2 separate regions of the Mus musculus genome follow, and region 2 is linked to region 1. Evidence: chromatin loops called from intact Hi-C (ENCODE). Cell type or tissue: left cerebral cortex. All regions are shown on one strand.

Region 1 (8,000 bases):
AGCAGCCAGAAGAGAGAAAAGCAGAAATGCAGCAGGGAGAGGTTGGAAGCGACAAAGACAGCTACAAAGGCTTTTTTTTTTTTTAAACTTTGCGATCCTTTCATAAATTGCCCACATGTTCAATTATGTACAGGAGAAGGGCAGTCTTTTGTTTTCAGAGAGAATTGAGCATACAAATCAGCCAATCCATTTTTCTTTGTTAAATGTTTACAATGTATTTGTTCATTAAAATTTTTTTTCCTTGAGTGTCTCTGTGTAGCTCTGGCTATTCTGGAACTCACTCTGTAGACCAGGCTAGCCTCAAACTCACAGATCTGCCTGCCTCCCAAGTGCTGGGATTAAAGGCGTGCGCCATCACTGCCCGGCAAGCATTTATAATTTCTTAAAAATAGTTTGTTAAAATGGGGGCACAAATTCTAGTTTATCTTGAATATTATATCATATTAGAGCTGTCCGAGCCCAAGGGACCACCCAGTCCCAGGTGTCTTCCTGGAGCACAGGAAGCCCCAAGGGTTTGCGGCCGTGCTCCAGGGAGCACACCAAATGCTGAGACAAACAGTGAGTATGTGAAACTCCAAAGCAAACACGGGGGCAGCTTCAATATTCAGGGTGAGGTTTAAAACCCAACCCTTCTATTTCAGAAGGTTAACATAATTTAAATCATTTTCCCCCAGAGACATCGTCAAAAGAATATGCCAGCTTGTTCTGTGAGAGCAAAGTTTATTCGCTTATTTACGTCAGCCAGCAGGGCCGCAGTCCTACAGGTCTCACTCTCTCCAGCAGAGGTGCATCTAGAAGCAGAGACCAGGACCAAGCAAGGAAGGCACTGTTTCGGTGTTAGTTAAGTTTCATAAGCCAGAGGTGTGCCTGTGCTTACAGGTGTGGCAAACACTCCATGGAGAAGGCAGGCGCTAGGGAACTACTCGGAAGCATACAGATGCTAACACGCACAGGAGATGCAGGAGAGGAAGCTGCAGTGAGCAGCCTACTCCTGGCAATGCTTTTATAGATTCGTCTGTGTTTCGCCCCCAAGGCGTGCTCCAGTTTTAACACCCTCTCAATAAGTGTCTTCCCCACCTGGATGCCCAGGGATGCTTCCCTTTGCTAACAAGGAGAAACTGCCGACCCCTTCTGCTAGAAAGAATCAGGTGCCACAAATCGTTTCAAAAATATTCCAGAAGAAAGGTTTCTACGTCTAGCAACAGGATATACCCAGTGATGTACTATAACTACTGAAGGCCTTCTCGGCATATCAGAGAGGACAAAGGGATGTCACCCAAATTTTGCTATATGACTTTTAAGAGTGTTGTAGGAAGGTCACCACTCAAACCTGAGAAAGTTCATGTATTTTGTAATCTAAAGAGCTCCAAATATTCCTGAGATGCACTAAATAAAGCACGGGGCTGGAGAGATGGCTCAGTGGTTAAGAATGTGAACTGCTCTTTCAGAGAACACTAGTTCAATTCCTACCACCCAAGGCTGGCAGCTCCCAACCACCTGTAACTCCTGCAATAGGAAGTTCTGATGTCCTCTTAAGACTCTAAGGGCACGGGCACTCCAGTGCACACGCGCGCACACACACACACACACACACACACACACACACACAAAGTAAAAGCAAGTTTTTCTTAAAGATGAGACATAGGTTCCTTCATTTGAACACCTTTTTAATCCAAGCATCATAGACACTGGGTCATTGGGTTTGGTAGCACATGCCTTTGATCCTAGCATTTGTGAGGCAGAAGCAGGCAGATCTTCATGAGTTTGAGGTCAGCCTGTTCTACATAGTGAGTTCCAAGACAGCTAGAGCTACAGAGTGAGACTCTGTCTCAACAAAACAAAACACCAACAAATAAATAAATAAAATAAAAGACACAATGAGTTGAAAGGGAAGTTAAAAAAACAAGATTAGACCAGTAGTAGTGGCTCACATCTTTAATACCATCACTTGAGAGGCAGAGCCAGGTAAATCTCTGTGAGTGCCAGATTAGTCTAGTCTACAGAATAAGTTCTAGGACAGCCAGGGGCACACAGAGAAACCCAGTCTTGAAAAATCAAAAGGAATGAACAAACAACCCCCCAAACAAACAAACAAAACCCAGAAAAACAATTTGAAACTAGCAACAGATATTGATACATGCACACTTATTCACAGACTGCTTAGAAATTAGTGATGTTGTGCGCTCCAATAATTTAGAGGGCACATCTTAGGAAAAGTTATATAAAATATAATAAAATAAAAGTTAATAAAATATAAAGGAGTAAGCAACTATCTGACAATTTCTATTTATAATTGTGAGTGACAAATTGGCAAAACACAAATTCACAAGTCAATACAAAATTAGCTTCTGTGTTTGTTTATTTTTTTTTTCTGTAGATATGGTCAAATAAGAAAAAGGCTGCCTTAGTGAGAGTCCGCAAGCATTTCAGTTTTCCCTGTTCATATATCCACTGTTTTTTAAGCAAGACTTAAGATTTGTTATTATTTTTATCATTTTGTGTGTGTATGTGCACATATGCACACGCTCCTGTGCACTTGTGCACACATGCACACATGCATGTGTGAGTACAGGTACCCGTGGAGGTTATAAGAGGGTAGCAGATTCCCTGCAGCTGGAGTTGCATGTGGTTGTGAGCTTCTGCGACTCTGTTCTGCAAGAGCAGCAGGCCCCCCTAACCTCTGTCTCTCCAGCCCCCAAAGATCTATAACTCCTTTAAAAAGACGAACAAACAAACAAAAAACTATAAACCTTTTAACAGTATTCATGGCTTCTGAAAGGCGGTGAAGCACGGAATCCTGTGCCACTTTCAAGGAGAAACTTTTAAAAGTGCTTTCTACACAAGGATTAAACCTTGCTACAACCCAGTCCCACAATTTCCACAATGAAAAGTTGTAACAAAATCATTGAGCTCACCTCTGCTAGACTCTCTCCCTCATTATGGGGATAGCAAAGTAACAGAGGCCTCTTTAAGTGACACCCCATTGCTATTCCTAATCTGTTCAACTTTCCAGCAAGGCCACAGGCACAGAGTGTAAGGAATATTTTTTTCCACAAGATCCCATCTGGAAGTGTAATTCGCATCAATAAATCTCATATAACATTTAAGAACATGTTCAAAACACCTCTGCAAGGGTCCTGCTTTGGGATTCCACTACAAGTTTGTTTTTTTGTTTGTGTGTTTGACCGGAAGTTCCAACAGTCTTGTGGCTTGTGATCTTACACACTTCAAGTTCAGTACTTTCAAAGCTCATTGGAGTTGCTCTCTTGGCCCAACAGGGTTTTTTCTTAATTTACTTTGGTTGTGATCAATATAATTCATATTATACCTTGTTATTATACCTTCATATTACCACTTGTTTCACACCTGTGTTCTGACCCCACCACTCTGTCCTAAGCCTCACCATGACCTGCACAGGTCTGCTTTTAGCAGAAAACCTTATATGGAATAACAACCCCCAGATCACTAACGATGATTTTACTATATACTGTATTTCCAAAATCCATTCGGTATTTCAGAAACGGTGCTTATCTAATCTAATTATGATGACGTCACCAGACACTAACACCGCCCACAATGACATTTACATGAGCATTGGTTGCAGTACAAGGCAATTTTCAAATTTTCAGACTTGTGTTTACTCGCTGTTACAGGTGACAGATTGAATGCAACGTTAGATGGTTAAACAGCAAAACAACTCAAGTTACCTGTCCCACCATCTTCCACCTTGAGTACAGCGTAATTTCGCTGGGTTTCATTGAACCAATTCATTCTATACCTGAGACAGGTCTCCAAGTCAGCCTTTGCATGAGAAAAACAACAGAATTCTAGGAAGAGACTATAGAATCCCACTCTGCCCGCTGTAAGATAACAGGCTCCTTCATTAAGCAACTCGAGTTGAGCTTATTGCAACACTAGAGCGATTCAGGAATAAATCTGTCCCTAAAGCCAACCTCCACGAAGGAAGTAGCCACAGCCAGCAAGGATGCTGCAGTGAGCTGCTCTCAAGAGCTCCCGACCACCGAGCGAGGTTAGCTCGGCCTCCTACAACCCCTGGAGGTACGTGTAGGTAGGTACTTGTAGGTACCTCTCCGGGGTATTTGGGCCAAGGGCCGCCTGGGACGCAGTCAGGAGCGGCACCGAGACTCGGACACGTCCGAAGCCCGAGAACTCCGGACCGCGCCACGAATACTGCGCCGAGGCACCGGAGGGTCCGCAGCTTCGGGTGGCCGCCCCACACCCCTTCTTTCCGGGGCCTCTTGCCCTGAGCCCACACTGCGGCTTGCTGTCTGCCGACCGAGGCCTGGGCACCACGCATCTCGGAGCCCGCTCGGCCAGGCCGAGCTGGAAGCGCCCGCCGAAGCTGCCAGCACCGTCTCCCGCGCTCACCTGCTCCGCGCGCCGCCACCGGCTCCCGATCCCACGACGTAGTCAGCAGCTCTCGCGGCCGCGCCCACCGGGCTCCAGCACCCGCATGCCGGGCGCCCAGCCTCCTACTGCCTTCCGGGCTCAACGAGACCCCGCCCACTGCCCTACTGCGCCTGCGCGAGTGCGAGAGCCCTTTTCAGAGGCTCCGCCCACGCTCCGCGCGAAAACCAATTCCCGGTGTCCGCCTCCATAGGCCCCGCCTACCCTCCGCTTTGGGGCCAATCCTGCTCCTGCTGTGCGCCGCTCTGCGCCCTTGTGCACAGTTGAGCGCTCTGCGGTGCGCCCTGCTGCGCCGCTGCTGCCCCTAGGCCCTGTGGGTGTCACTTTCTTGTTTGTTGTGCAGGTCTGACAGCAGCTTTTGTAGCCTTCCGGATAACCCGCACCTCCGGGAGAGGCAACTCGTCCGCTGAGACCCTTTGTTCCCACTGCCCTGCCGGCCTTCCATTCTCTGCTATAAGAACGGTCATTTTAGGTGGAAGAGTCCAGCCTTTGAAACCCTCTGTACGACCACAGGGGTCGTTTGGCTGCCGAGCCTTACACCTAGCCCAGAGGTTTTTGCTCGCCTTGTCTCCCTATTTTATATATACTTCTTCCTTTAGTGAGATGTTTGAATTTCACTTACTGACAGACAAACCTTAGGGAAAGAGTATAGAGTTCAATAATATAATAGGGCGTTTAGTTATCCTGGGTGAGGTCGTGGGTTATGTAAATTATTTTTAGTGTATATAATACATATGTACAAACACACAACCACTGAATTGTCCCTAATGCTATTGTAAAGTCTCAGACAAACAGGTAAGTAAGTAATGTCGGATAGAATCTACAGTTTCATTTATATAAAGGGAACGAACCAATGAGAGATTTTTTTTAAGTCTGATAAAGATTTAATTTGGGAGTGTTTGTGCCTGTTTAGTTGATATTTAAGAGAATCTCACTACGTAATTCATAAGAGCCTCACACTTGGATTCCAGACCCTCCTGCCTCAGTCTCCCCAGTGCTTGGATCACCATGCCTATCTACCCAGCCCTCAGGAGGTTGAAACAGGAGGATTGCAAGTTCCAGGCTACCCTAAGCTTTATAACTAAGCCTTGTTTCAAAAAACTAAAGTAGTAAAATTTAATGAAGCAGAAGTTTCAGGCACGGTATCTGCAACATTAAAGAACACTGGTCTACTTAATATTCTGAAATTTCTGACTGTCATGGCAATAAATTTTTTTTAAAGAAAAGAATAGACAAATGGGAGAGAACTGGACAAAACAGATGGCAGACACATTGTACCCCTTACATAAAAGAGTTTCTATGAATAGATTTTTAAAATGCCAAATGGTGTTTTTCAATTATTGGTGAAATGTTCAAGTAGGATATTAGAAGGACAGGGAATATAAATGGTCAATTTAAAAAGACCTTTTCTGATTTCTAGCACTGAGGGAAAAAGCTTACTCTTACCATGGACTCAACCAACTGCAACTCAAAAATCTTTTGTGAGGTCTAAGAGTTGCCTAGCATACCCGAAGCCCTCAATGTAAAACTCAAACACTAAAACACACCATCAAAGACTCACTATGCACAAATACAAACATCTATAATTTAATTGTACTGAATACATGCAGACTTATTATTCCCATCTTCCTAGTCCATAAATATGATATGACTATTTATATAGCAACCGTATTACAAATAATCTAGCAATGATTAAGTATATGGGGCTGGGCATATAGGTTTTGTGCAAATGCAGGGACATTATATGTGGAATGTTAGCATTCTTGGATTTTTTTTTTTAAGTGCTGGGAATTAAGCACCGGATATCACACATGCTAGGCGGATGTTTGTTAAACCTTCGGCCCTCATCCTTAGATTTCAGTATCTACTGGGAATTTCTGGAACTGATTCTCCACAGACACCAAAGGGATGGTGACTGTATACAAACTGACTGGCTTTAATGAGAGAAATGTATTCCTCATAGTCTTGGACTCTACAAGCTCCAAATCAGGTGTTGGCAGAGTTCGTTGCTCTGTTTGAGAGGGAAAGCCTTTCTGCTGGTTTTCCATCTTTGTCAGTCCTTGGTTAATGAAGGCATCATCCTGGCTCTGCCTCTCTCTCTCTCTCTGTCTCTCTCTCTCTCTCTGTCTCTCTCTCTCTCTCTCTGTCTCTGTCTCTGTCTCTCTCTCGTGTGTGTGTATGTGTGTGTGTGTGGTGTGCGTTGCACACCTATGTGGGCCATTTCCTTAAAAAGATGACATGTAAGCTGGATAGAACTAAAGACTGCTTAGAGCAATTACGTTCCTCACTTTAACTTACTTTGTAAAAACACTAGCCACAAAGTCACATTCTGAGGTTCCTCAAATTAGCACTTCAACATACAAATTTGGAGGGGGCATAGTTTAACCTGTAACATACAGTCCCAGAGGGAAACTGAGGGCAGAGGCAGGGTTTGGAGCATTGCAGCTGCAAATCGAAGACTACCAAGGACTGTTAGTTGTCCTCAGAGATAGACAGAAATGGAGAAGATGCCTCCTTAGAAGCTTCAGAGTGAGCAGGGCTGGCCAGCATATCCATGTCAGCCTGTCAGCCCCTGGAACTGTAAGAATATGCTCTCATTCTTGCTTGTTTATTCAGCCACTAGTAAGTCTATGGTGCCCTGTTACAGTAGCAATGGGAAACTGGTCCGTCGGACACCTTGAACTCAGTGGATGCACGCTGAATGAATGACCACACCAGCACATATATCTATGGACAGATGAACATGTGGGGTTGGTAGAGGAAAGTGTTCACATCACAGAGAAGCCATTTTTCTCATGAGCCGTATAACATTGTGTGTCACAGACACTGATCCTGCCCACGCTGGCGGACATGACATCAGAAGTGGTACAGGCATCCTTCTTGTTGAGTCCTGCTTGGCGACTTTTCCTGGAGGGATGGGAACTAACACCTATTCACTCTTCACTCTAGGTAGGGCACCAACTGCTGGCCAAAGAAACTAGTCCCACTTTATCTAGCTTTGTGAACAGATTGGTTTGTTATACAGAGTGCAAGGATTCCCACAGGAAAGTCTCCTCTTCCCCAGCAATTGTTTACTGCTTAGATAACCTCAGTGAGGGGGCTTTATGCCTCAAGAGTCTTAGGATTTTCTTCTGAACTCTAATTTTCTTGAGAGTCTGCCTCCTGAGCAACCTCCTACTCCCTCCCTCTTCCCTTCATAAGGAATGTTTAAATGTGGAGGAGACAGCTACACGCTAAGAAAACTGGCCAGACTTCCTGGTGTGTGCCCAGGCTGTATCCAGCCAAGCAGAGCAGAGCACAGTGTGAAAACATGTCCCTCTGGCTGCCAGGGACCTTTTATCCTTCCCATGGGACTAAGGCACTGTTGCTGCTGCAGCAGCAGCAAGAAATACTCATCTAAGCCTCTCGATTAAAAGCATTCTCTTCCTTCTGCCATTGGCCCTTCGGGATTCCCTGGATTTTGTTTATACGAGGAAGCGTTTAGATTTCAAAGGCATGGCGATAGCTTTGGGACAGTCTCCCCTTCACATTCTTGTTCTTATTCTCTGTCGTGCTCAATGGGATTCTTTAAA
Region 2 (8,000 bases), 460 kb before region 1:
GTGTGTGTGTGTGTGTGTGTGTGTGTGTGTGTGTGTGTGTGAGAGAGAGATACGGATTGGGGGGGGGGGGGGACTCCACTCTCTCAGAGGAGGAAGGGAGAGGGAGAGAGAGGGACTATGGAAGGAAGTGACCAGGAGTTGGGACAGAGTTTGGGATGTAAAGTAAGTTTAAAAACAAAACAAAACGAAACAAAAAAAAAAGCAAAAAAGTGGACTGTGAAGGCACATGCCCTTAATCCCAGCACTCCGGAAGCAGTGGCAGGTGGACCTCTGTGAATTCAAGGACAACCTGGTCTATGGAACAAGTTCCAGGACAGTCAGAGCTACACAGAGAAACCCCATCTCAAAAATCCAAAAGAGGAGGAGGAGGAAGGAAGAGGAGGAATTGGGAGGAGGAGGAAGGAAGGAGGAGGGAGGAGGAGGGAGGAGGGAGGAGGAGGGAGGAGGAGGAGAGAGGAGGGAGGAGGAGGGAGGAGGAGGAGGGAGGAGGGAGGAGGGGGGAGGAAGGAGGAGGGAGGAGGAGGAGGAGGGAGGAGGAGGAGGAGGGAGGAGGAGAAGAATTATTACTAAATACTACATCTTGTCTGGCCATGTGTCATCCTTCTTCCAGTTTTTCATTTTAAGTGATAAGGAACTAGAAACTCAGAAGGAGGATGGAAAACTTCTCAGCCCAAACAACTTGGCTAGCTCTCATATCTGCTACCTTCGCTTCTCTGAGCCTGGAAAAGGGGCAGCCTTCTTCAGCCTCGGTTTCTGAGTTTTAATGAGGAATACAATCCTTGACACCTAGGAATGCTCTAGAACACGCATCTCTGGACACTTCCAGCAGTGCTACTGCCGTGGAGTCATGTCCTCTTCCACAGAGTGAGATGGTGCTGGACAGCAGCTTCAGAAAAGGACCACAGTGGCTGCCCCACCACATCACTTGCATCCTGATGCAGCTATTGGATTAACTGTCCCCAGTCAGACTGGAAGACATGGATGGGTGCCACTCTTTTCTCTCATTATGTCGCCCAGGCGGGCCTTAATTTGTGATTCTCCACGGGGCTGGGATCCCAGGTATGAACCACCGTAGCTTGATGAACTACAATTTACCAGAATCGTTTGCCATATTCATAGCTGGGTTCTGTCCTAACAAATCTTCGCCTCCCCACAGGTCAATACTATTATTGTTTTCTATAAGTTATAAAAAGCTCCAATTCTTGAAATTTTAAGGAAAAAAAAATAATGAAAGTAAACAAAGTTACCTCTAGGGGCCTCTCGGGGCTGGAGGGATGACTCAATGGTTTTGAACATTCTCTGCTCTTGCAGAGATCCTGAGTTCAGTTTCTGGCACCCACAAGGTGGCTCCCAACTGCCTGAAACTCTACTTTCAGGAGATCCCATGGCCTTTCCTGATGACAGCTCTGGCACACATGTGGACATGTCCATATACTCAGGTGCACATACATACACATAATCAGAAAGGGTCACCTCTGTGTTTAGGCGTACAGTTCCCTGTCCCTTTAGTCCTCTGCTGTTGCTCAGGCTGGTTGAACTTATGAGTTCAAATAACCCTTTAGCCTCCCAAGTAGCTGCCATTCTAAGTGCACAGGACTCCGCCCACTTAATTTCAGGTTTTACTCGGATTCTTGTTTCTTACTGTGGTTGTAGCAAATAGCACAGAGAAATTCTTTGTGTGCTCTTCCGGGGGTTTCTCTCAATGGTAACAATTTTAAAAATTATAATACAGTATCATAAAGAGATTACTAGTGGTGATGCAATTTACTCATTCAGGTAGCCTGTGTACTGCTTGCTGTTTCTCTCTCTCTCTCTCTCTCTCTCTCTCTCTCTCTCTCTCTCTCTCTCTCTCTCTCTCTGTGTGTGTGTTCTATAAACATTTTATAAACTGCACAAGTTGGTGGATTCACTGCTATTCAGAATTCTGAATATAACAAACACTATGTTGCCCTTTATAGCCACGCCCACCTTCTTCCTGGATCTGGTCCCAGCCCTACCCCTAGCCTGTAGCTAAACTTTTTGTCATTAGAAAAAGTTTTACAAAAGTTATATAAATGATATCAAACAATATGTAATCTTTTGGGGACCAGCTTGTTCATCTGGTATAATTGCCTCGGAATTTGAAATTCCCCTGGCCAGCATCCCAGTAGTTGTGTGTATTCATAATTTAATTCTTCTGCATGGCTGTGCATTCCACAGTCTTGAAGCACCATACTTTGTTTCAAACTAATTTTTGTGGGGGATGTGAGGAAAGGGCCAAGGCTTACCCTCCCACATAATTCTGGCTGTGTGAGCCGACATTGAGAGGGTTACCTTATTCCATTGAATTGCTGAATTGCTTTCTCTTTTGAAAAAAAAAAAAAAATCAACTGGCTAGGCCAGGCACAGTGGTACACACTTTTTTTTTTTTGGTTTTTCGAGACAGGGTTTCTCTGTGTAGCCCTGGCTGTCCTGGAATTCACTTTGTAGACCAGGCTGGCCTCGAACTCAGAAATCTGCCTGCCTCTGCCTCCCAAGTGCTGGGATTAAAGGCGTGCACCACCATGCCCGGCTAGTGGCACACGCTTTTAATTCCTAGCACTGAGGAGCAGTGGTTCTCTATCAGATCCAGATCAGCCCAGTCTACATAGCAAGTATCAGGCCAGCCAGGGCTATAGAGTGAGACTCTGTGTTTAAAAAAAAAAATCATTGCTGGGTGTGGTGGCACACTTGAGGCAGAGGCAGAAAGCAGGGGGCAAGGGACAGAGGGCAGGGGGAAAGAGGCAGGAGAGGCTGGCGATCTTCGTGAGTTTGAGGCAGCCTGGACTACAAAGCAAGTCCAGGATAGTCAAGGCTGGTTACATTGAGAAACCCTGTCTAGAAAAACCACACACACACACACACACACACACACACACACACACACACATCCATTGACTATACTAGTGTGTGTGTTTTAGGACTTTGTTGTTGCTCTTAGTAACCATTAGATAACAATCAAGATTATCTCTAAATCACATAATCAAAGTAATTCAATTTTCTTTTATCTTTTATCTTAGTGTACAAAGCAGTGTGTTTAATCATAGCATTTTTCATGCTTGTTGTTTTCCTTTTCAGCATCCCTTTGGTTATTTTTAATTACTTTGCTTTTTATATAAACTTCAGAGTCAGCCTGTTAATGTTTTTTGGAAAATTCTGTTAAATTTGAGTAGCAGTCAGATGACTATAGGATTAGCTCAGAGAGAACTGGCATTTTATTGAAGGTGAGTCACCAAATCTGCAAACAGAGTGATCTTTCTATTTTATCTTCTTCCCAGTTCTGGGGATAGAACCCAGGGTCTTGGGCATCTAGATCAGGCTAAATCATCAGACTTCTATTTTTCTTTTTATTTCAACAATGTTTTCTAGTTGTTGAAAAAACCAAAATCCATTAGCATTCTGTGATCTTCTACATTATTGAAATATTTTATTTACTCTTAAAGAGATTTCTTTTTAATTAAGCTTATTGGGGTAGTGTCTGTGGAGACCCGAGGACTCAGACCCCCCCTGGAGCTGGAGCTGAACTCAGGTACTCTGGAAAAGCATTCAGCACTCTCAAACAACGAGCCATCTCTCCAGCTCTGAAATATTTTATTTGTTAGCTTCATTTTTAGTTATTTGCTGCCAGAACATGGAGATGCATTCGTTTGTTTTGCGTATTGACTGCTATTCTGAGATCTTGCTAAACTTACTATTGATTGTTAGTAGTTTTAAGCAACACATTTATTTATTCTTTGACAATCTCATACATTTACCCAATGTATAAATCATATACATGTTTTATCATATCCATCCACGATTACCTCCCTCCAGCCTAGTGGCCCCATTTTGTCTTGCTCCCACTTCCTCTCTTAATATTACTAATAAACTCCTTGTTAGTCTAATTAGTGTGCTCCATATAAGTATTTCGTCGGTGGTGACTTTTGTGGTCCGTGTTGTTTGAGATAGGGCTTCACTATGGAAAGCTGACCTTGAACTTATTCATAGCGATCTGTCAGCCTCTGCCCTCGTCGCTCCAGCGCTGGGATTAAAGGCATATGTTACCTGGGCTGGGGTGACTGAACTAAGAAGATGGTAAGCCAGCCATAAAGTATCTCTCTGAGCCTGACAACCTATATCCATTGGGCTGTATTTTCCTCAAGCTGCAAAGTTAGCACTACATCAAAGTGATGAGTCCTGGTGGGACCTCCTAGTGCATTGGCTACCCAATTCCTATGCTGTGACACACCCCAGCCCCTTTCCTTTTTCTCATTGTCCTGCGGTGAACCGAGGAGTTTTGGCAACCTTGGTACTGTTTTTGTTTTGACTAATAAATTCTTCTTCGTCTCTGACCTAGAAGCGTCACATCTGCGCCAGCACCTAGGAAACTACGGGGAGGCTAATTGTTAGCTTGCAAAGAACATAGAAATCGCACATCACAATGGTTTGTTTAGGATGGGCTCAAACTATTTACCAAGGCTGCCCTCAAACGCCTGGGCTCAAGTGAGCCCCTGCCTTATCTTTCCAAAGACCCAGGGGGCAACAGGCATGAGCCAACATAGTGGCCCCCACTTCATAATCCTTGACAACTGCAGAGAGGTAATGAACGGTGTCTACTGACGGGGAAAGGAGAGCGCCACCTTCTGGACTCTATTCACACTCCTTTCCCAACTAGGTGTCCTGACAAGCCTGTCTGAGGCAGGGCTGTAAATCAGGCTCTCCACAGGCTTCATTAGAAGGACCTCCTCCCCCACAACCCCACAGGCTTCCTCAAGTTGCCCCTCAGCTGAGTGCATTGCACTAAATGGCCCTCTGGGATCTCTAAACCTCATTAATATTTATCTCAAAGATTTGTGTGCATTTTTGAATATTACACGCTGTATTTAGAGTATCATTGAGACTGACTGCTGTCTAAGAGGACCCTGCTCGTGTGGCAGGCAATAGCCTCCGCCCTAGCTCAGTCTCTCAGCAGCTACCAGGAAATGCTCGCCAAGGATTTTAGTTTTCAATAAAGAAAGCCAACCGGATGCTTTTAAAAGTATTGCTTAATTTCAATGCTATCATTTTTATCAAATGTAAATTACCAAAAATGTCAGGTTCTGAGTAAATATATGTTTCTCAAATGACTCATACTCCTCTTTACCCAATTCTCAAGGTTTGGGAAGTGGTGACATTAATGTCAAAAGACATCAAATTTGCCATCTAGAAAATTAGATCTCCGCCCCCCCCCCCCCACCTCCCCAGCCAGGCACAACACTGGTGTGTACAGATGCCAGTGGGAACCCATTCTCCTGGAGGCACCTACTCTGAAACCACGCCCGTTCTCCTGTTAGGGTTCACAAAAGCAATCCCTGCAAATTCCCAGGGAACCGAAGCTCCAGGCTTTCTCTGCATTCGCTGTATCTGGTCTTTGGAGGAGTCTCTGAGAGTGTGAATCACAGAAAGGAGACAAGAAGGCTCTGGGCATCCAGTCTGCATCTGCCTGCAGCACAACCATTGACAAGGGAGGTGTGAAAAGCAATACCGCAATCTATCCTTGGCAACATAGCAAGTTCAAGACCAGTCTGGGATACATAAGCTGCTGTCTGTTATGAATAAATAAATAGGGCTTGAAGAGATGGCTCCGTGCTTACGGCAGCTTGCGGTTCTTGAAGAAGACTAGGCTCAGTCCCCAGCACCCACATAGTGGCTTACAGCTATCAGTAACCCAACTTGCAGGTGGAGTTTCATTCTCTGAGAATATGAAGCACTCACATGGTACACATACATTCTCATATATACATAAAATAAAACGAATAAAATCTTCGTTTAAAAAAACAAACCAAAAAAAGAATGAAATTGCAAAATGTTCTTTTAACTCTTTTTTTTTTTTTTTTTTTTTTTTTAGACAGGGTTTCTCTGTATAGCCCTGGCACTTACTCTGTAGACCAGGCTAACCTTGAACTCAGAAATCTGTCTGCCTCTGCCTCCCAAATGCTGGGATTAAAGGCATGTGCCACTACCACCCGGCTGTTTTTAACTTTTTTTTTTTTTTTTAAGATTTATTTATTTATTATGTGTAAGTACACTGTAGCTGTCTTCAGACACTCCAGAAGAGGACATCAGATCTTGTTACAGATGGTTGTGAGCCACCATGTGGTTGCTGGGATTTGAACTTAGGACCTTTGGAAGAGCAGTCGGTGCTCTTAACCACTGAGCCATCTCTCCAGCCCCTTGGTTTTTTAACTCTTTTAATGAAACCAACATTATTGGAAAGCAAGCTCATTACCAGCCTATGACTGAACCAGCATGGGGAAGCCCTGGTCTGTGGGCCAGAGGCTCCTTGGCCTGCCACTGTCCCTCTGACCTCCGCTCCAACACATTTTGTTACAGACGAGTGTGGGAAGGCTGGTTTATCAACACTCTGACGCTGGTGTCTATATTTAAGATATGAGTTCATCTTAGTGCTGGGCCTGGGTCTTGTTTCAGTTTGAGTTGTATTTCCCAGCATGAGCTGAGAAGGTAGGCAATTCCAGAGGAGGCCTGTTCCCGAGAGAAGACGGGGGAGAGACACTGAGCCTCGGTGACAGAGAGAAGACGGGGGAGAGACACTGAGCCTCGGTGACAGAGAGAAGACGGGGGAGAGACACTGAGCCTCGGTGACAGAGAGAAGACGGGGGAGAGACACTGAGCCTCGGTGACAGAAGAATCTGGACAAGGATGTGAAGGGGCTTAGATCCCCTGCTCACCTCAGGATCTGCTTGCCATTGTGACGTGTCATCATCTACGAAGTTCATACGAACTGTGCAATGGAGTTACCAAAATACATCACATAGTGCTTTAATTAAGTTTATGGCTCTGTATTGGGCTGCATTAAAGCTCTCACTGGCCTGCAGGCTGCAGATCGGACATGTTCACAACATACTTCATTCTCAGTGGTGACCTTTCAGGTGCCCCCTCCTACACGTCCACATTTCTGCCTGGAACTATTTCTTTCTGGCTAGAAACTGTTTCTTCTTTTACTGCCAGTGGGTAATGAATGTCCTCAGTTTAGGTCCATTTGAAAGTTTATTTCATTTCATCACTGGAGGATGTGGTCAGTGACCATGAGATTCAAAGCTGGGGTCTCTTACCTTTCGCACCTTAAATGAACCACTCCATCGTCTAGCTTGCCTAAGTCCTGCTGTCTTGTCAACTTCAACTTCGCTTATATCTACTTTTGTGCATGCACATGTGCACACACTGTGTATGTACTGTGTGCACATGCATTGTGTGTGCACATGTACTGTGTGTGCATATGCACTGTGTGTACATGCACTGTGTGTGCACATGCACTGTGTGTGCACATGTACTGTGTGTCCACATGTACTGTATGCATACCCACTGTGTGTGCACATGTACTGTGCGTGCATATGCACTGTGTGTACATGCACTGTGTGTGCACATGTACTGTATGCACACCTACTGTGTGTGCACATGCACTGTGTGTCCAAATGCACTGTGTGTGTACATGCACTGTGTGTGCACATGCACTGTGTGTGCACGTGTACTATGTGTCCAAAAGCACTGTGTGTGTACATGCACTGTGTATGCACACTCACTGTGTGTGCACATGAACTGTGTGCACACCAACTGTGTATGCACATGTACTGTATGCACACCCACTGTGTATGCACATGTACTGTATACACACCCACTGTGTATGCACATGTACTGTATGCACACCCACTGTGTGTTCACATGCACTGTGTGTCCAAATGCACTGTGTGCACATGCACTGTGTATGCACACCCACTGTGTGTGCACATGTACTGTGCATGCATATGCACTATGTGTACATGCACTGTGTATGCACACCCACTGTGTGTACACATGCACTGTGTGTGCACACGTACTGTATATGCTCATGCACGGCAGAGGCCCAGTAGCACTGAGTCATCTGGCTGACAGTTTTGGAGTTTGTTTTATTTTGTTCATTGCTTTTATCAATTATCTTTCCTTTTTCAGTGGTTTAACTATAATAG

What was found. A loop is a pair of places that touch in the nucleus more often than their neighbours do. Peaks named below come from ENCODE experiments on the same cell type or tissue, not always from the same donor. Only the 100,000 strongest peaks of a DNase experiment are listed, where the experiment ranks them.
Region 2: it touches region 1 in a loop (4-fold over the local background); 7 of 42 quality-filtered maps call a loop at or near these places.

Annotation. Positions count from the first base shown.
Region 1 is chr9:98,982,902-98,990,901 of GRCm38, reverse strand. It overlaps Faim (Fas apoptotic inhibitory molecule), which reads right to left and starts at 4,529. Exons shown (of 5, transcript NM_011810.3): 1 at 4,390-4,529. In left cerebral cortex, a CTCF peak has its summit at 4,682; DNase peaks (open chromatin) are centred at 4,072 and 4,569; H3K4me3 peaks cover 1,826 bases; H3K27ac peaks cover 949 bases.
Region 2 is chr9:99,441,671-99,449,670 of GRCm38, reverse strand. No RefSeq gene overlaps it. Among named protein-coding and RNA genes, the nearest start is that of Mras, 9.0 kb to the right of the region's middle. In left cerebral cortex, a CTCF peak has its summit at 4,637 (motif pointing left); DNase peaks (open chromatin) are centred at 2,143, 5,520 and 6,528; H3K27ac peaks cover 265 bases.